Linked DNA regions of Homo sapiens: regions 2, 3 and 4 are each linked to region 1. Evidence: chromatin contacts called from ENCODE Hi-C data. All regions are on one chromosome and are shown on one strand. Each heading gives the region's core, a stretch centred on a gene start or an enhancer-like site at or near the end of the contact. The rest is flanking DNA. Distances are from core to core; before and after follow the strand shown.

Region 1 (4,841 bases), core at 600-3,099:
AACTCTCACTCTGTCACCCAGGCTGGAGTGTAGTGGCACAATCTCGGCTCACTGCAACCTCCACCTCCTGGGTTCAAGCGATTCTCCTGCCTCAGCCTCCCGAGTAGCTGGGATTACAGGTGCCCACCACCACACCTGGCTAATTTTTGTATTTTTAGTAAAGACAGGGTTTCACCATGTTGGCCAGGCTGATCTTGAACTCTTGACCTCAGGTGATCCACCCGCCTCAGCCTCCCAAAGTGTTGGGACTACAGGCGTGAGCCACCGGGCCAGGCCTCCTTTGCCTTTTAATCTGTTTATAACATGCGGTGGACTAGGGAACCAACTGAGGCTGCCTCAGAGTCATCCACTTGGACTTTGCTGCACGGCTTGGTGACACTCACCTTAGCTGCTATTTATGGCTTGTTTTATTATTATCGGCCATATTCCGATTAGGTGCGGTGTCATCATACTGCATATGTATATGTGTCATCTATGGAATAGGGCAAGATGCTCCTACATAGGTAATGATTAGACTGAATCAATGCCACTTGATTTGTGAAAATAAGGATTTCCCAATCAGGGACTTCAATGTTGCCTCTGTTAGCACCCATCTCTAACGGAGAATTAATTAGCAGCTACAGTGATGAATTCAGTAGGTCCATGGGTCGGTTTCCTGTGGACTGCCTCCCTCCCAGCTAAAGCCCTGAAGTGCTGGGGAGAGGGCAGCACCCTGTATAGTGTCCTTCACAATCAACTGCTAAGACTGACCAAGAGCTCACCCCACTGCAGGAAATCACACAAGTGTAGCCCTTGGGTCCTGGGTTCCTTGTAAATTGAGCAGCATATAGGATCCTCCACATACAAGCACACCTGTACTTTTCCCCAGCATGACCCTGGGCCACCTTAGTCACATCTAACCATCTACCAAGGTAGTGGAATAGAGCAGAATGTCTTGACTTGAGGTCCATGTTCGGGGTCTGAATACTCGGAAATTACATGAAAATCTGTGGGAATCTGTGTGTGTTCAGGTCATTTAACTCTCAAAGGGGGGCTGTGCGACAAGGAAGGATCATTAGAAAGAGGAATGGAGGAAGACAAGCTTGGTACAGTGGAATGTAGGGTTTGAGGTGGGGAAATCCGTTGTGATCCTCCCTTCCCTGTATCATTATTTACACAAACTAGTTGGATATAAATATGGATATGCTACCTACCTAGTTTTTACCTCAGTTTCTGCATCTGTGAACTGGCAATAGCAATGGTGCCCACTTCATGGGACTGTGTGAAAAGGAAATGAGATATGATCCTTGTAAAACATTTAGCAAAGTCCTTCAATATAGGCTCCTTATGAATACACCAAACTTTTGCGGGTTTCAGCTCACCCACAAGTGTAAGCGATAGTTTACATGTTGGGGGTTCTCTACTGTGCTTTCCACTTTTTAGTCTCCAGAAAAATCTGGAGAAGAGAGGAGTGGAGGGGGTAGAGATGTAACGTCAAAGGAAAAGCCATGTGTCATGCTCACCTCTTAGTCTTCCGGGCGATCAGAAGCCAGGGATCTCTGGGCACCTATGTGCCTGGGCCTGCTGGGGCGACCGGGGAGGCCCCTGCTCTCGTCCTCTGACGCTCAGCGCTGGCCCAGCCGCGACCTTGGGCTCCCGGAGCCCGGCGGAGGCGCCCAGGCGTGAATGATGTCCCTTGGGTAGGGCTGGTGAGCTGGCGCGCGGGACAGCAGGGCTGGGTGTATGTGTCCATGGGCCCCGGGTCCCCGGAAGGCGAGCGCGCGGGCAGGTGAGCGCAGGGGGCGGGGTGGAAGCCGGAGGGACCGGGCTGATTGTGAGCTTCCGCCACGCAGGGCGCGGCTGCCGGGGCAACCGCAGCGTGCGCGGTGGGGCGGTGCTCGCCTCCGCCTCCGCCTCCGCCTCCGCCTCCGCCTCCGCCTCCGCCTCCGCCTCCGCCCCCGCCCCCGCCTCCGCCTCCGCCCCTCGCGCCTGGCTTCGACGCCAGGTGGCCGGCCTGGGCGGGATGGGGTAGCTGCGCTGGGTGTTCCAGGGCGGAGCGCAGAATGCTGCTGTCTTGAGGATTCCGCCCTTCTCTCATTCTCTTCTCCCACCTCCTGCCCTGGGTCAGAACGTAATTTAGTTATAAAATTAAAGCTGCATATGGCAATTAAAAAATGAAGTAAAATATACAATAAATATTTAGTTTACAAAGTACAATTAAATGAAAAATACAATAAATTACACAATAAAGCGAAAGTGAACCTACTCTCAACTGCCACAGATTCTTGCAAATCTTCCCAGAAATTTTCTTTCCATACTCTAGGATGCATATATGCTTAAAAAATATTTATACACAAATGGAAGCAAATATGGAGATCACTTTATTTCAGGGCCTACAAATGCACCATAACACCCCTCTCTCTCCCTCCACACATGCTTTTTGGCGGAAAATTCTGAAAGCTTTGGTTTGATTATGTGAATGTAAAACATATATATGTGTGTCTATATATATATGCTTTTTAATGCAGTATGTAATTGCTTCCAATTAAAAACAGTAATTCCTTACACCAGCCTACCCTATTCTACTCAGAGACTGTTTAAAAATGTTAAGAGCGAAGACATGGAATCAACCTAAGTGCTCATCAATGATAGACTGGCTAAAGATAATGCGGTACATATACACCATGGAATACTATGCAACCATATAAAGGAACAAAATTATGTCTTTTGCAGGAATATGGAGCTGGAGGCAATTATCCTTGGCAAGCTAACGCAGAAACAGAAAACCCAATACTGCATGTTCTCACTTATGAGTGAGAGCTAAGTGATGAGAACACATGGACACATAGAGGGGAACAGCACACACTGGGGCCTATTGGAGGGTAGAAGGTGGAGAGTGGGAGGAGGGAGAGGATCAAGAGAAATAACTAATGGGTACTAATCTTAATACCTGGGTGAGAAAATAATTTGTGCAACAAAACCACATGACACAAGTTTACCTATATAACAAATCTGCACATGTACCCCTGAACTTAAACGTCAAATAAAAAATAATAAAAATGTTATTAAGGACTATTTCATGCACACCAAAATATACTGTATGATATATGGAAAGTACATACCATACCATACCATAGCTAAAGAAATACCATAGCTAAAGAAAAAGAAAGCTAGGAAAAATAAAGGAAAAAGGAAAAGGAAAAAAAAGTCTGCCTCTACTGCTGTACTTATATGTATTTCTTCCCAACACTGCATCCTCCTCTTCCTGTTCCCAGAGATAATACCTGTTCTGAATTTTACATTTATCATCCCAGCCTCTTAAAAATGCATTGCTACATTGAATGCCTCCCTAAATAATGCATGTTTAATATTGCATATTTTGAGAATTTATAAAAATGTGGTAGAATGTTGTGTATTGTTTTGATGACTTTTTTCCTTTCAACGTCTTGTTTTTGAAATGTATCTTTGTTGGTATGTTTAATTGGAGTTCCTTTATCTAAACAGCTGTAGGCTATTCCATTATATTACCATTCCACACCCCTTTCAAATCAATTCCACTATTGATAGACATTTGGGATGTTTCCAGAATTTGCTACTAAAAGCAATACTACTAAGATCATGTTTATAAATGTCTTTGGACGCACACGTTCAAGAGTTTCACTAGAGTATATGTCTAGGAGTTAAATTTCTGGGTCATAGGTTATTTATAACATCAAGATAAAGACAACTTGTTTTCCCGACATATACAGCAATTTAGACTCCCATCAGCAGTGTGTATCTTAGCCAAAACTTGGTTTTGTCACACAAAAAACTTTCTGCCAATCTTGGTATCAATGCTCTTTTATAATTTACTTTACGTGACCTGATTACTAATTATTAATCTGTAAGTTTGATTCCTTAGAGATATTTGAGTGTAAATTTATTGTCAAACTGTGTCCAAAATTGGTGGGTTCTTGGTCTCACTGACTTCAAGAATGAAGCCAGGGACCCTCGCGGTGAGTGTTACAGCTCTTAATGTGGCGCATCTGGAGTTTGTTCCTTCTGATGTTCGGATGTGTTCGGAGTTTCTTCCTTCTGGTGGGTTCGTGGTCTCGCTGGCTCAGGAGTGAAGCTGCAGACCTTCACGGTGAGTGTTACAGCTCTTAAGGCGGCGCTTCTGGAGTTGTTGGTTCCTCCTGGTGGGCTCGTGGTCTCGCTGGCTTCAGGAGTGAAGCTGCAGACCTTCGCAGTGAGTGTTACAGCTCATAAAAGCAGTGTGGACCCCAAGAGTGAGCAGCAGCAAGATTTATTGCAAACAGTGAAAGAACAAACCTTCCACAGTGTGGAAGGGAACCCAAGCGGGTTGCCACTGCTGGCTCAGGCAGCCTGCTTTTATGCTCTTATCTGGCCCCACCCACATCCTGCTGATTGGTAGAGCCGAGTCCTCTGTTTTGACAGGGCGCTGATTGGTGCGTTTACAATCCCTGAGCTACACCCAAAGGTTCTCCATGTCCCCACCAGATTAGCTGGCTACAGAGTGTGGACACAAAGGTTCTCCAAAGCCCCACCAGAGTAGCTAGATACAGAGTGTGGCTTGGTGCGTTCACAAACACTAAGCTAGACACAGGGTGCTGATTGGTGTGTTTACAAACCTTGAGCTAGATACGGAGTGCCGATTGGTGTATTTACAATCCCTGAGCTAGACATAAAGGTTCTCCACGTCCCCACCAGACTCAGGAGCCCAGCTGGCTTCCCCCAGTGAATCCCGCACGAGAGCTGCAGGTGGAGCTGCCTGCCAGTCCCGCGCCGTGCGCCCGCACTCCTCAGCTCTTGGGTGGTCGATGGGACTGGGCGCCGTGGAGCAGGGGGTGGTGCTCATCGGG
Region 2 (4,841 bases), core at 661-3,160, 8.8 Mb before region 1:
ACAAATTAATGAAACTGATTTTGAACAAACAAAATTGACACACAGATACATTTTCTAAGTGATGCACTTTTCCAATGATGTCAGCATTACTCAAAACATTTTTTAGAATATAAACATATAATTGATTTTATAATTGCTGTCAGAAACAAAGGCACATTCTTTTACTGTCCCAGAACATTCAAGATGCTTTCAATTTATTACAAGTACCAAAAGCAGCCACAACTCAAATGGCTCAAGCAGTTAAAGGAATTATTCTTTCCCATAAAAGCGGTCCTGAGGTAGGGCTACAGTGGCTGAACTTCTGCTATGATAAGTATTCAGGGGTTTCCCAGGACACAGCATCAATGCTAAAACTGGCAAAATCCCAATGGACTGATCCCTTCAATGGATGACAGGACCCTCTATGGCTGAAAGACTCTAAAGTTCTTAGTTCTTAGCTGTGACAGGACAGAGAACCGACATGTCCCACCTGCAGCCACACCCATCCCCTTATTATTACTAGATCTTATCAAAAGCTGACTTGAAGAGGAAAAAAGGCCAAAAGACTTCTTTTCTTCACCTAACCGCCGATGCCCTCCTTTTGGTTTTATGGTTCCAACCTGACAGCTACTCTGGGCTACAAAGAGCCCCTTCTTGACAGATGACTGCCAGCTGCAGGCTAGATCAGACTGGTCTCTGGAGATTGCACAGATCGTGAACTTGTGCCCTATGTTTCACCTTTTTGCATTTACAGCCTAATTATAATACATTTAAATGTTAAATCTTCACCCCAGAGTGAACACAGGTCATCCGCTTTTGGATATTCTTCATATGTAAGCCCAGTGCGTGTCTCTAACGAGTTTCCTCCATGAATTTTCATAGGCTTCTCCTGTATGCTACAGAATACGTATATCCTACCTCTCCACCTAGCATAAATACCTACCTTTTCTCCTTCAAAGTATGCTTTATGGCCTCAGGTAGAGGCCTGCTTCCTGCCTGCAAGTTGTAACCTCTTAGAAATAGTTATATTTTGTTTATTTTGATTCTTTTCAGTCGACACATGCAAACAGGAACGAGTTGGCTACTTGAGGGTTGGTTCCTTGTGCATCTCAGTGAGTCTTGAAAAACCCCAGATCCGTCCTTCCTTCCTGCCGCATGTCATCCTAAGGCCAGTGTCTGTCAGGGAGGCAAGGCAGCAGCAGTACTTTTGGGAAACATCCAGAATAACATTAAAAAGCCCCTTTTTCCCCACACGTGTCTTTTATCCAGAGGGTCTGTTTTCCACAAGTTCTTCAGTGATTTCTCCCCAGTCTCATTGGCTGGGATTGGCTTTCACGCCTCTTAACAGGATTGACCATGGTTCATCAAGGGTCAACTTGAAAGCTGAACCCTGCCAACTTTCCCTGAATCTCCTGACTATGGTGGAGGAGTGTGGATCCTGGAACTAAACTGAGGTGATAGGGAGGAAAAGAGAGAAATCAACAGTAAACGCTGCACATCCTCTGTCTGGTAAATGTGCATCACTGATTGTATCCAATCTAGATTCAACCAGAGAGACGGAAGCATTAAGAATGACATAGAATATGGAATTTGCTATAGGGATTTGAGCTTCTACATTTGCGGGAAGGAGCGAGTTGAACACTTAGGAACAGCTGTTGCTGCCGTGTCTGGTGGGGGGCCTGAGAGTGGCAGGACAAGCAGCCTGCCCCAGAAGTGGAAGAAACTGAAAGTGGAGTCCTGAGAGCTGAATCTGCCGCAGGCCCGCGGGCCGCCCGGGAATTAGGAAAGTTAGAGGGGATCCACGCCCACAAGGTAAGCCAGCAGATGGGGACAATTCCCCGGGCTGCGACAGTCCCTAATGTCGGGCACCTACCTTTCAAGCCTACGAGACGACAACACTGCGTCACTTCCGCCTCACGAAGCCCGCATCAGGTCACGTGGCGTGTGCTAACCCCGGAAACCTACAGGCAAGGAATTCTGGGAAACGTAGTTCCCGCTTAGCTAGGTTGACATGGTACAAAGCCACATTACCACGCTAAGTGTGGCTTTGATTTTTAGAAACCGCCTCATGCTAAGTCTAGGGAATACAGTGGTTGAATGGGGTGAGCGCTGACCTTTAGCTATTCTGGAGGAACATGTCACTTTCACTTATTTTCTTTCATGTTTTCCCACCCAGTGCTATGGACTCTGATCGCCCAACCAGAGCAAACCCAGAAGGACAACTCTCCAAGCCTTTCAATCACTCCCACTAACCCGTATTGTGGACACACTATTGTGAGGCCTACTAAGGATGTACTGCTGATGACCTTTTGAAGGTAAGTCAAATGCAGTTAATCCTAAGAGGTTGGTTAGCCCCCTGCATCTTACTGAACACAGTAAATCAAAAGCGCTGTGCCCTTGAGACAAATATGATAAATTCCCTCTGCAGTTTTGAAATGTTTATCAATGCTAAACAAGGTAGGGGGATGTGGGGAGCATGAAAACAGAAAGACAAGGTCTGACAGACACATGGGAGAGATGTCTGTTTCAGAGGCTTAGTTCAAGTGGTTACTGTATTTAGGCTATTTAATTTAAAGGTGGTTACTGTATTTACATACACATCAGAGAAGTCCAAAATTTTAAAGTAAAGATCAGTTTGCAAAGATCTTGTCAAATTATTCGTTTTAAAATGAGGACCCTTATAACAACACAGGTACTTGAAAATATTTTGCTAATGAAAGAAGCTGGACACAAAAGATTACACCATGTACAATTTCATTTATATGAAGTTCTAAAACAGGCAAAACTAATCTATGGTGGGAAAAAAATCAGAATAGAGTTCACCTTGGGAGTTGGGGGTAGACTTAACTGGAAAGGGGCCTAAGGACACCTTCAGGGATAATGAGTGTATGCATTTGTCAAAATTCACCATAGGGGTGAAGAGCACTGATGTCTGCCACTTATTTGAAAAGCATCAAAAAATAAGATGGATTGATGGATGTATACAAGCGTAGGTAGACATATACATAAAACAAATACAGCAGAATATTAATTGCAGAATCTATGTGGCGAGTATATAGTTCAGCCCAGGTCTGAGTCATAGACAGATGGATGTCATAGATAGATAGTCATAGATAGATACCGAAATACTGATTGGGGAAGAGATAGTAAAGAAGTCATGGGAAAAGGATACAAAAAAAGAGAGAAAAGTGGCCGGGCACAGTGGCTCATGCCTGTAATCCCAGCACTTTGGAAGGCCAAGGTGGGCGGATCAGGAGGTCAGGAGAACGAGACCATCCTGGCTAACACGGTGAAACCCCGTCTCTACTAAAAAAAAAGAAAAAATACAAAAAATTAGCTGGGCACGGTGGCGGGCACCTGTGGTCCCAGCTACTTGGGAGGCTGAGGCAGGAGAATGGCGTGAACCTGGGAGGCGGAGCTTGCAGTGAGCTGAGATCAGGCCACTGCACTCCAGCCTGGGCGACAGAGCGAGACTCCGTCTCAAAAAAAAAAAGAGAGAGAAAAGTTACTGTCAGTTAATAGGAAGATATCAACAGACAGTCCAGACATTCAGAATATTTAATGTGATTCACTCTAACCTTTAAATTATATGATATACAATCAACCTGATGAGCTCCATTTCTCTCATAGTTACTAGGTGCTTGCTATGTGACTACCCTAAGCCAAGCACTTTTGCAAGCATTGTCCACAGCACGCTAAGAATCCTCCTCTACTTATTCTACTCTTAATAGCCCTATATTTGTCCATTATAACATAATGTGCTGCATAACAGACCACCACAAAACTCAGTGGTGATCTGAGTGGCTCACAATAGTAAACAATTATTTCTTGATTACATGTTTTCAGAGTGGCTAGTGGTTGGCCCATGTAGGCTGAGCTCAGCTGGTCCATCCTTCTTGGACCCACAGACTCCCTGGGGCATGTTCTTCTCATGATGATGACTGCAACACAAGAGGGCAAGACATCCTACACAAGCACATTTCAAGATTTTGCTCACATCATCTCTGCTAAAATTCCTTTATCCAAAGCAAGGAACACAACTGGTTCAAATAAGCACAGGCCTCCAAATATCCAGATCTAAAAATGGAGTGTTCACCTCAAGCTCCTTATTTATCACTGCAAGAGATTCTGGGGCTGGCAGCTAGTGACATGAGCTGGAATCCTCTTCCTGAAATTGCTGTCTTCTTGGATGGGCTCTCCACATCTTCCACCACGAAGTAAAAACAATTCTTGTGGGTGTAAGTAGACCAATTCAAGTGGACAATTTTGTTTTGCCTCTTTCAGCTTCCCCCAAGGTAGAATCCCAAGGGGACAATTACAAACATCTGGCCAAGAGAAGGAATACAGGCCACTTATTTTTCTGCTTTAGGAGAAGTCAATTAGAGTTTCCATTTCCTCAGTTAAATGTCACCTTTTTACAACATCCTGGAGGGAGAGTTGGCAGCCCTGTCATTAGGGGGAAAAATTCTTTCAGGGAAAGGCTTATTGTCTAAAAAGATACAGAAGGGTCCAGAGATGAAAGGACCTTCTCATGCTGTCTGAGTTTCCCAGAGTTCTCGGTTTCTATTTTGAGCTGAACATTTGGCTTCCCTGGTATCCTCAAGTGAGCTTTTTCAGCTCAGCCTCCCTGCATCACTTTTCTACCATTTGCAAAAAAAGGATAATAAGACTTGCTGCTGGGTAATGCATATAAAATGCTCTAAGGAGCTTGGAGGGAAGGTAGGCTTCTCAAGGGGAAAGCTGTCAGCGTGTTTTATCCTGATCTCCAGATATTTTCAGTGTCTGGTACCCCTCATTAGAGCATCTGGTCCTTTCTCAGAGAAGTTAGATGAAAGCCAAAATAAATGGAGCAGAGAGGATCC
Region 3 (4,841 bases), core at 1,201-3,700, 7.9 Mb before region 1:
CTTTAGAACATGTGACATGTTTAATGTGTTACACGCATAGTTTTAGGAGTCTGGATTAGGGAAAAGACGACTTAAATAGAAGCCCAGGCTATGGCAAGGGTCAGTACACTATTCTTAAAACAAAAATGAAAGAGTTTGTGTACTACTAAGAGTACATGTACTGCACTTTGGGAAGCTTGGGTAAAGGAATGATTGATGTGAAACTTTCCTTTAACAAAAGACCCCTATATAATTTATGGGACTAGCTAATTCACCAGTGCCAATGGTCTTTGTTTTTGAATGGAATATTAAATTTAAGGAAGCTATTCTCCTCACTTGTCCAAGTTAGTAAATTAGAAGTTGAAGGTTAAAGTGTATTTATCCTCAGATCCTTATGAAGAACCTCTGATTATGTTTACCAAGGTCTAAATATAGGTCATGTGTTCTGGTCTGCTTCAAGGTCTTTAAATTTACGAGTCAGTTTACGCTAATAAGTAGGACAGTGGGTATTTACTGGATTCTAAACAGAATTATCTAGCAAACAACTAGAATTCTGTTACCAGGTGACTTTTTTCAATAATCAAGGAAAACAAGCAATTCTAATATTGTTGGTAGCTTATAAAACAAGTGAATTTTATGTATTATTTAGTCAAATATTTGATCTATTTTAGTTTCATCTGTAAAATGTGGATAACAGTATCTATACTCCACAGGACTACCATGAGGATCAAGTGAGTTAATACACATAAAGTGCTATTTAATGTTAATTACTATCTGAAGGGAGTTCCTTGCTAGTAAGTTAAAAAAACAAAACCAAACCTCATTCTTTTGACACCGTTGCTCTCTATTATAGAAAACATAGCAAACATATAGAATCAGAATTGAGATAATTACTTGAAGTGTATTCTTTAAAGCCATCTTCTCCCAGTTCCAGAATCATCCGCTGTTTCCACCTCTCCAACAAGAAAACCTGTTGTTTTGTCATGGTCTGCTGAAGGACTCGGGTCACACTTGGTATCACATTCCTTTGCAAGGGGATTTTCAAAGGAACTGAAGGATCACTTGCATTTGGTTTATCACTTCTCTCTGGATTGAAGATAGGAAACCAGTTTTGTGGCACTCGTCTGTCCTCACCTTGGTTTGGCAGCTTATGCTTGCTCACGGGTCCACAGAGCAAAGCATCTTCCTCCACCGATCCCGGGGTCTGGGCGACGCCTCTGGATGACAAGACAGACTGAACTAAATTAGAGTATTTTTCTTGGTCCACTTCTTCATATGGGTTCACTTTTTTCTTCCGGCCACATGAGTAAGAGGAAGTAGAGAAAGCCACAAGGGCAGCTGATTCCACAGAAAACTTTGAACTCCTGAGCTGCCTGCAAATGGTCTGAAATAACTTCATCTTCATTCAGATTTGTTTTCACTTTAGTCTATTTGCAACGGTCGAAGGCCTTTATGTTTGTATTCCTATTGGAGAGAAAACAACCATCAAAGCGAAAGCTGCATCAGAATGATATTGCACATCAAAATTGTGAACTTTTTCGACATGTTTGGACAGAGCCCTTTCTTAAGAAAGTCGACAGAGCGAGACCCTGCCTCCAAAAAAAATTTATAAATAAATCAAGACTCAATACCCGAAGGACCGACACATACTAAATGCGAATTAGTAGACAGCTTGAGGCAAGACGTCCCAGTTTCTAATCTGCAGGAATGTGACGCCCAGGAAGGGAGGCGTGTGCGAGACACGGAAAAACACAAAGATGGAGCCCGTCCCATGGCGGCCACACAGTCCTAGGTGACAGACGACGACTAATTCCTAGACACCAGGCTCTCTGCTAAGTATTCTGTGTGGATACTTCTCATTTGGTCCTCACACCCTCTACCGTGGGTCTAGAATGAACCCGTTGCACAGACGTGGAAATCGGGTTGGAGGGTCCCGTCGCTCGCCGGTCAGAGCTGGTGGCGGCGCTGAGGTCCCATTACTGTGACCGCAAAAAGTCGCCTCCCGCTCCGCCGTGGGTGCGGACCCCTGGCGGGGCCAGGACGGCGGTGGCCCCTGTGGCAGGAGTCTGGATTAGAGAAAAGACGACTTAAATAAAAGCCCAGCCTACGGCAAGTGTCGGTACCTTGGAAGCCACCACACTTCGCTTAACTCTCAAGGCGCGAACAACCTCTCGCGACCCGTACTTTCATCCGTCCCGCGCTTTGGTTTCGAATTAGGCACAGCCTAAGGCAAAGCAGGTCCAGAATGCCCCGCGGCGCTCACGCCCCACCCGAGGCTTTCGTCGGCCTCCGCCAACGCGCCACCAGTTAGAGGCAGGGAGTACCTCTCCGAGCGGAAGGGCCGGCGTCTCCGAAGCGCGGGAGCCTCCAAATCGCGCCCTTCTGCTCTCACGAGATCTGGTGACGTCAGCGCTCGCTGCCATCTTGGACTCGGGCTGAGTAATAAATTCCCCCCGCACCGAAACGCGGTCTTTCTCTAGACGCGTCTTGCTGGGAGAGTGTCCGTTGCTTCCCGTCCGTGTCGCGGCCCTGCGGTTGGCGGCCTCCTCGTGGAGCGGAGCAAGGGTAGGCCCCACGTGGCGTCTTTGCCCGGCTCCAAGATGGACGGCAGCGGGGACTGGGAGGCTGCTCTGGGGGAGCACGTGGCGCCCTGCTCGCCTGCTCCCGGGGCAGCTGGGATGGTGGCGGAGTCCGGAGGCCTCCTGCCGCCGTCGGGCAGGGAGGCCGGCGGAGGCGGGGCCGTGGCCGCCCCCGAGAGGCGCCCAGGCGGCGGCGGCGGCGGCCCAGCTTCTTCTTTCCTCGCACAGCCAGGCGGCCCCTGCTCGAGTCCCGCGTCGCCATGGCCGCGGTTCCCGAGTTGCTGCAGCAGCAGGAGGAGGACCGCAGCAAGGTGAGGTCCTCCCAGCCTCAGACTCCTGGGCGGGCGGCCCTGCGAGCTCCGGGGTCGCTGCATTCTTTCCCTTGCGCGTCCATAGGCCGTGGCTGCTCGCCGCCATCCCCAGCGCGGGAAGCACCCGTGAGACCCGGGCGGCCCCTCTCCCTGGTCTTCACTGAAGGCTGCCCCGGGGAATCCCTGTGGATGTCCCGGATTCTATTAGGACAGAACCAGAGACGCGGGACCTTAGCCCCAGCTCAGGCGCCGGTGCCGAGCGGACTTGGAGAGATGATCTCTGGAGACCCCGGAATGTTCTTTTTAAAACTTTCCTCGGCTTCGTGGTGACCAGTAGGTGAACGTGAAATTGACTTAACATGCGACAGACCAGTTTGGTTTGTTGCCCCCAAAATACCCTCCTTCCCCCCACCTTTTACTGAGAAGACTTTTTTGGGGGGGGGGCCCAAACAACTTGGGAAATTGCATCAAGCGTCCGAACATGCTGCTTACAACTTTAGAAACGCAAAATGCGTTGTTGTGGGAGTTGTGTAATTTTTAGTAGGTGCTCAAATACTTGCTGAACTTGGTGTCTATTTTTAAGTCTTGCCCATTGATGTAAACTGTCCCTAGGTCACGTGTATCTTGAGGTCTAAAAGATTATTTATGCAATAAATTGAAATTCCCATAGCCAATTAAAGATTCAGACGAGCCTCCACTCTTTTTCATTGGTTCTTTAAATTTGCCTCGGTAGCTTTGCGATGCATGGTTTGCGAGCAACCTTTCTTGCAGAATCGTCAACGTAAGTTTTTCTGACCGATGAAAAAGAACCTCTAAAAATACAAGGCTCTCTTAAAATGTAATTTGGAGCCGTCTTAACTTACACATTTCTTGAGAAGTTAAAGGCACCTCCATAGAGAAACTTGTTCATCTAGTAAGTAAATACCAGAGTTTCAAAGCGGCTGGATTGTTCCAACAAGGGTATCATTGCATTAATTATTAAAATAGAGCTTTCTATACAGGAGGGTGTTGTTTAGAGTGGTTTTTTTTTTGAAAGTTCTTTATTACTAAAACAAAGTGGAAACTTGAGACCACGATTCTTTGTAAAACATTATAAAGGTACTTTTCTCCATAAAGGGTAGATAATGGATTGGGATTTTGGTAGCATTTTATTTTTTCTTTCTTTCTGGTACATTCTTTTAGCTGTCTTGATTCGGAGTCAGCTAGGTAAAAGGACTCAATTGCTTCACCCCACTCTCTGGTAGTACAGTATATTGCAGCTGGTTTTTAAAATGACTTCCACCACCCTGATCCTCCAGCAAAATTGGAGAATGGTTATGAAGGCCATTTCCTGCCTGTTTTAGAGGCTACAGAAACTGTCCGTATCTGTAGCGAAGAGAGTTACATGACATTGTTTTCCTTTTTACATTACAGGAATAAAGAGACAATAAAAATAAATAATTACCCTGACGCGTGGCTTTATTTTTGTTTTCTGATCTCTGCTGATGCTGATAACCTGCTGTGGTCTGGCCTAGATGGTGTTATGGTTAACTGAAAGGGAGTTTGGGGCAAGTATGAAATAATGGGAAACTAAGTCTTGGGCAACTTTTTGCCATAATACAATTTCGGTAGTCAACTGAAATGTTTTGTGTGTTACCTGAAATGTGTGTTACTTAAATTGTTTAAATGCCCTCCTGATAATTTACTTTGGTTTGGAATTCTCCCTAAGGATGGAGTTAATTAAGACTCACTAAGGTAGGGGGACATACTTGATTCTTCAGGATTTTGAATTCTAGCCCAATACTCATTTTGGCCAATTCAGCAAAACTGAAAGGGAATACTGTGTCAGTCGTGTCTGGTAGCCAGACACTGGCATTTTGTTACATTCTTTAGCCGAGGGTGTTGGGGTTTGCCTTCTTCCTCAGAAAATAGTTCAGGGGAAGAGATGCATGGTTAATTTGGTTCCTAACTGGTCCTCTATTTACTGGTTTTT
Region 4 (4,841 bases), core at 673-3,172, 7.6 Mb before region 1:
TGGGACGTCTCTGGGGTGTGTTCTACAGTTTCACAGCATCCCCAGAGACGCCGAGCCCTGTGTGCCCACACCAGTCACAGGCTTGATGTTGGTCCCCTTATTGGCTCCTGCTCATCCCACTTCTCCACCAATGTTTCTTATGATTATCCCCCAAATGAATGATTGAACAAACCCTACTGCCAGGATCTGCTTCCGGAAAAAGATAAACAGTGAACAGGATAAAGGAGGTCCCTGTCCCTGGACAGGCCCTTGAGGGCAGCTGGGTCTTCACTGGACCTATGTGTCATTCTAGGCTGCTTGCCCAGCTTAGCACTGTATACCGGGCACTCCACAAACACCGGTGAATGAATGAATGAATGAATGAACGAATGAATTTCCTCCCTGAAACCCAGAGGAAGGAGTGATTGTCCTAAAGGAGTATACCCATGTTCAGAAAGGTTAGATGGCCCAGCCCTGGTCAAGTAGGACTCATTGGTAGCAATTGCCAGCCAGAAGCTGGGATTCTTGACTTTCATTTGAAGCCGGGTCTCACTGCTGGAAAATGACTGAGTGTTCCAGAGTTAATCCAGGTTAATTCCTGCTGATTAATCATTAATGGGCTAAGGAACCGCCAAGATTAAAAATAGGAATGAACAGTTTAATTTCAACCCAATCGCTCTTTATTCCCCATGAAGGCTTGTATTTTTCACATCTTTCTAACAACAGCTAGTACAGTACTAGTGACAAATGGGGACAGGGAAGATTGAAAATTGTCCAAGAAATAGATGTTAGGCACGGGATTCTGCAGCAACAGGAGCTAGGGAAGTGATGGGGGGCAGTCTAGGCAGCCTTTGGTCGCTCAGAATCCAAAATTCCAAAGAAGCTGGCTTTGGCTCAAGTTCAAAGGGTTGGCTTTAAGAGACGCTGACATAATGGTTAAAAATCAAGCCTAAAATTATTTTAATTTAAAGACTTGACTAATTATGAAGACTGAGTGTTGGCTGATATTGGGGAGAAAGTCAGGGAATGAGGAAGTACCAGTTGCTCCGTTTTGTGGGACACGGATGAGTTTTCTTAGGTTAGAACCTCTCACCTTCCCCAACGCATGGAATAAAACGCCACAGAGTGGATTGTAATTATTGCTCTGCCGGCTGTGATTTGGTTGAGTATCTTAAATAGACCGTGCCTCAGTTGTACCCTCCCTAACAACGAGGGCGATGACATCCGCTTCAATTCCTCGTGCACCTTCTGGCTCTTCCACCCCAATTCCTCCATTTACTGAAGGAAATTCCTTCTGGTGCTGATTGCAATCTCTTTGATGATAAGAACTTGCTCTCCCTGGGCTGACCCCCAGCAGAGCTTGTCCTCATACCCGGCGGCCCGAGGGGGCGCTGCTTCGGGGGAAGTTAGTTGGGTTTAAATAAAGCAGCTTCCTTGGCTGTTCGCGGTTGCGCAACCCTGTTCAGCCACCGCCATGTCAGCCCAGCGGTATCCAGAGGCGCAGGCCCGGGGTCGCCGGGACCCGAACCTTCTGCTTCCCGCCTAGGCAGAGCCGGATCCTAGTCAGAGACTGCTGGGAGCGCCGCGGGCCCAGAGTGGGCGGAGCTGGCCGGAGACCCCCCCCTCGGTGGGCGGGGCGTTCCTGCTCCGCCCCGCCCCGCGCACGGCCGAGCGCCGCGCCGCTCGGCCCCGCCTCTCCCCAGCCCTGCCCCCTTCACCTCCCCGCAGCTCCTCCCCTCTCCCATTGGCCGAGGTGGAGACCCTCCTCTCTGCCCAATGGCCGCCGCCGCGGCTCGGCCACCCGCGTCCTGACTGGCCAGCGACCGGCAGAGTGGCGGGGTGCGGACCAATGGGAAGAGGCGGCTCGATGAATGGCTGGCCCGGGTGGGGAAGGCAGGAGGCGGCGATCCCGGCGGAGGGGGCCGTTCGCCAGCTCTGAGGCAGAAAGTGCCACGACTCCACACGCGCGCACGCAGCCAGCGAGCGGCCGGAGCGGACGGCAGACGGGGCGGGCGGCGTCAGGGTCGCAGCGTCTACAGCTGCTCGGGGGCGGTTTCTTGGCGGAGGCTTGGCCGGCTCCTCTCTCCCGGCTCCGCGGCGGCTGCGAAGGCGGCGGCTCCTGCCCTCTCGCTTTCCCTCTCGCGTCTCTGGCTGCAGGTAAGAAACTTGGCCGGGCCCTGCAGCGGCCGCGCGCGGGCCGGGCCGTCGGGGGGCCGGGGCCGGCCGCGCTGCGCCGCGAGTGACACGTCTCCTCGGCGGCCCCTCCCCCGGCCCGCCCGCCGCCCGCCGCCTGCCGCCGCGGCCGTGCACCATCGGGGTCGGGGTCGGACTCGGGGCGGGGGTGCCGGGCAAGCGCCGTACCGGGGCGTAGGCAGGGCGCGCCCCGTGGTGTGGACCCCGCGGCCCTCGCCGTCCGGGGAGCTGCGGCGGCAGACGGGCGCGACGTGGCGACCGCTCCCTGCCTCCCTCCCTCCCGGCAGGGCCGTCGGGCCGGCCAGCGCGCTCCGAAGTTGGGCGAAGAAAGTTGGCGGCGGGGCGGGGCGGGGCGGCGCACAGCTGGCGGAGGAAGGGGTTAAGTTTCGGGAAGCCGCCGGATGACGTTGCCGGGCTGGAGTCCGGGCCGGAGGGGTGGGGTGCGGGCGGAAGGCGGCGGAGGCCGGCCGAGGGGAGGAGGGCGGGATTGAATGGGGGCCCACGGGCCGAGCGCGCCGGTCCCGGGCCGCGGCCCGCTGGCGCTTCGCGGGGCTGGGACGGCCCCCGACGGGGCGGGCCGGGGCCGCAGGGCTCGCGGCGCAGGGACCGGGTCTGTCCATGGCACGGACGCCGGGCGGCCGCGGTGGCAACTTCCCGGAGTGCGGGAGGCGGCTCCCTGCTCCCCCTGGCGGCGGGGCCGGGGCCACCGTTTCCCCGGCTGGGCTGCGCGGAGCCTGGCTCGAGGGCTCCCGGCGGGGGGACGAGGGCGCCCGGGGCCCGGCCCGCCCCGCCCGCGGCCACGATGAATGGGCCGGCGGTGCCAGCCCCGGGCGGAAGCGGACACCTCCGGGCCGGCCAAGCGCGCTGGCACCCGGCCTGGTGCCCGCCCCGGCCCGGCCGGCTCTCCCGCTGCGCCCTGATTAGGGGAGGCAGGCCGGGGTCTGCGCTTCCAGTGGGGCGCCCGCAGTGCTTCAGGGACCCCTCTCCGAATGATAAGTCGCGAGTTTTAGCTCTAGAGTGCCCCGGCTGGCGAGGGTGACCCCGACCAAGTTGTTTCGTTCGGGGTCTCCATTTCCTGGTCTGCAAATCGGGGCTCCTGTTAGCTTCGATTTGCGAGGAAAGCTGTGGAGACCCAGCACTTGTAGGAAGGAGCCACAAGTGTTGGCTGTTCAGTTGGGATGCTTTTGTTGGGGGGTGCTGGACACGGGAGGAAGGTGGGGCCTGGCTCCGGCACTGCGGCGGGCGCGGGGCTGCAGAAGTTGCACAGCCGGGGTTCTACACCCCGGACCACGTACTGGCCGCCTACTCGCAGGTCCCATAGCCCCTCTGAATCCTAGTTTCTTATCTGTGGCCTGAAGACAGCACCACCCACTCACAGGGTCGGGAACCACGCCGGGAAGTGCTGGGACCTTGTACAAACAGAAGGCAATTTGGCAATTACTCTGAGAGGTCAGAGGTTAGGAGAGACTGGGAAGCACCAAGGAAATGAAACTCTGAGGGACCTGAGGAGCCTCCCACGTCACTGCTCAGCTATTCACTCTGCGTGCTGGAACCTTCAGGGTAGGGGCCATCTGGATGGCATTTTCAGGAATTTGGAGAAATGGGCCTGGTAGGGCCTCATATCTCACATTAGATACCTCTTCAGAACTGGGTGTCCCCAGAGACCCAGGACGTCTGTCTGGCACTCCCAGGAAGAACAACTGCGAATGTTACCCCGCCCTGTGCAGCTGGGGGGCATTCTCCCACTGCCCCGCCTCCCTCCTCACACTCCTTGTTTGATTTAACTTCCTGTTAATCCGACACCTAGAGAAATCTGTGACCCTGCAGCATGTCACTTACTGTGTGATGTCTTGACTCGTTTACGAACTTGCCAAAGGTCACTCCCACTATCATATGCCAACCTCTTTCCCTTCCAGAAAGAAGCTTCCGGTTCTGAGGTCCTGGAGGTGCCATTTCCCTCTCTGTTGAAGCAAAGGCCGGGGCAGACCTCCTAGTAGGTGAAGTTTTCCTTTTACATGGAGCACCGCAAAGCCGGCTTGCAGGGATCTTGGGCCAGTGGAGGCCTGGAGGAGGCTAAGGTTGGGGGAGGGGAAACCAGAAAGGGATCTTGGGGTTTAGGAGAGGGTTTAGAGCTCTAGGCACTATAACAACTCTCACCTTTCATACTTAGGAATCTGCCTCTGAACATTTACAGAGAGATTAAGAAGTTACAGTGGTTCATGGTATATGAGTATTTTTTGGTGATGGAAGAGTTTTAAATAAATCTTAAATCAAGTCACATTTGAGCAATTATGCTCTTTAATGAAATGAGCCCTAACTCAACAGGCTGCAATAATTACATAGCAGCAAACTCAGTTTAAATGGTTGAATGCCAGTGATTGAATTGGAGTATTGATTTATTATGTAGCAGGGACACCTTTTAAAAGTGTCGGGACCCCAGACTCTTCTTGTCTTTTTAGCCCTGGGAATTTTAACTAATAGATGAATGACACATAGAGGATCAACAGTTCTGTTGAGACAGCAAGTTTTTCTTTGCTAAAATCTTGTTTCAGGAGAAACAAAAATAATGGTCAAGTCAGAATGATGAAGGCAGGGACTGTGCTGTCCGTCTGTGCATGCTGGGCCTGCAGTGGTTAAGGCCTGGCCTATAACATCATAAATATTGGTTA

What was found. A loop is a pair of places that touch in the nucleus more often than their neighbours do. Pooled maps may share reads with other maps.
Region 2: a map of B cell shows a loop between it and region 1 (27-fold over the local background). The contact joins the promoter of LCDR here to the promoter of ANKEF1 in region 1. A Hi-C loop is called at or near these places in 3 of 168 maps with a recorded cell type or tissue (B cell, CD4-positive, alpha-beta memory T cell and naive thymus-derived CD4-positive, alpha-beta T cell) and 4 of 50 pooled maps.
Region 3: a loop to region 1 is called in a pooled map, with 3 times the contacts of the local background. The contact joins the promoter of SNX5 here to the promoter of ANKEF1 in region 1. A Hi-C loop is called at or near these places in 2 of 50 pooled maps.
Region 4: a pooled map shows a loop between it and region 1 (14-fold over the local background). The contact joins the promoter of RRBP1 here to the promoter of ANKEF1 in region 1. A Hi-C loop is called at or near these places in 4 of 50 pooled maps.

Annotation. Positions count from the first base shown.
Region 1 is chr20:10,031,995-10,036,835 of GRCh38, reverse strand. It overlaps ANKEF1 (ankyrin repeat and EF-hand domain containing 1), which reads right to left and starts at 1,849. Exons shown (of 11, transcript NM_022096.6): 1 at 1,503-1,849; 2 at 1,194-1,257. The region is part of intron 3 of SNAP25-AS1 (SNAP25 antisense RNA 1); the gene reads left to right. RefSeq lists a silencer at 1,509-2,058.
Region 2 is chr20:18,791,118-18,795,958 of GRCh38, reverse strand. LCDR (lysosome cell death regulator) reads right to left here and starts at 1,910. Exons shown (of 1, transcript NR_026885.1): 1 at 1-1,910. LINC00652 (long intergenic non-protein coding RNA 652) reads left to right here and starts at 1,375. Exons shown (of 4, transcript NR_026883.1): 1 at 1,375-1,791; 2 at 2,156-2,294. RefSeq lists an enhancer at 1,695-2,234.
Region 3 is chr20:17,966,403-17,971,243 of GRCh38, reverse strand. It overlaps SNX5 (sorting nexin 5), which reads left to right and starts at 2,450. Exons shown (of 13, transcript NM_014426.4): 1 at 2,450-2,869. The coding sequence starts at 2,819. MGME1 (mitochondrial genome maintenance exonuclease 1) reads right to left here and starts at 2,226. Exons shown (of 5, transcript NM_052865.4): 1 at 2,103-2,226; 2 at 874-1,443. The coding sequence starts at 1,384. RefSeq lists enhancers at 1,232-1,361, 1,382-1,581, 521-1,720, 2,302-2,611, 2,228-2,982 and 3 more and a silencer at 2,612-2,821.
Region 4 is chr20:17,679,323-17,684,163 of GRCh38, reverse strand. It overlaps RRBP1 (ribosome binding protein 1), which reads left to right and starts at 1,922. Exons shown (of 25, transcript NM_001365613.2): 1 at 1,922-2,136; 2 at 4,089-4,165. RefSeq lists enhancers at 1,252-1,311, 2,565-3,237, 3,429-4,628 and silencers at 1,592-2,011, 2,242-2,571, 2,602-2,651, 2,682-2,991.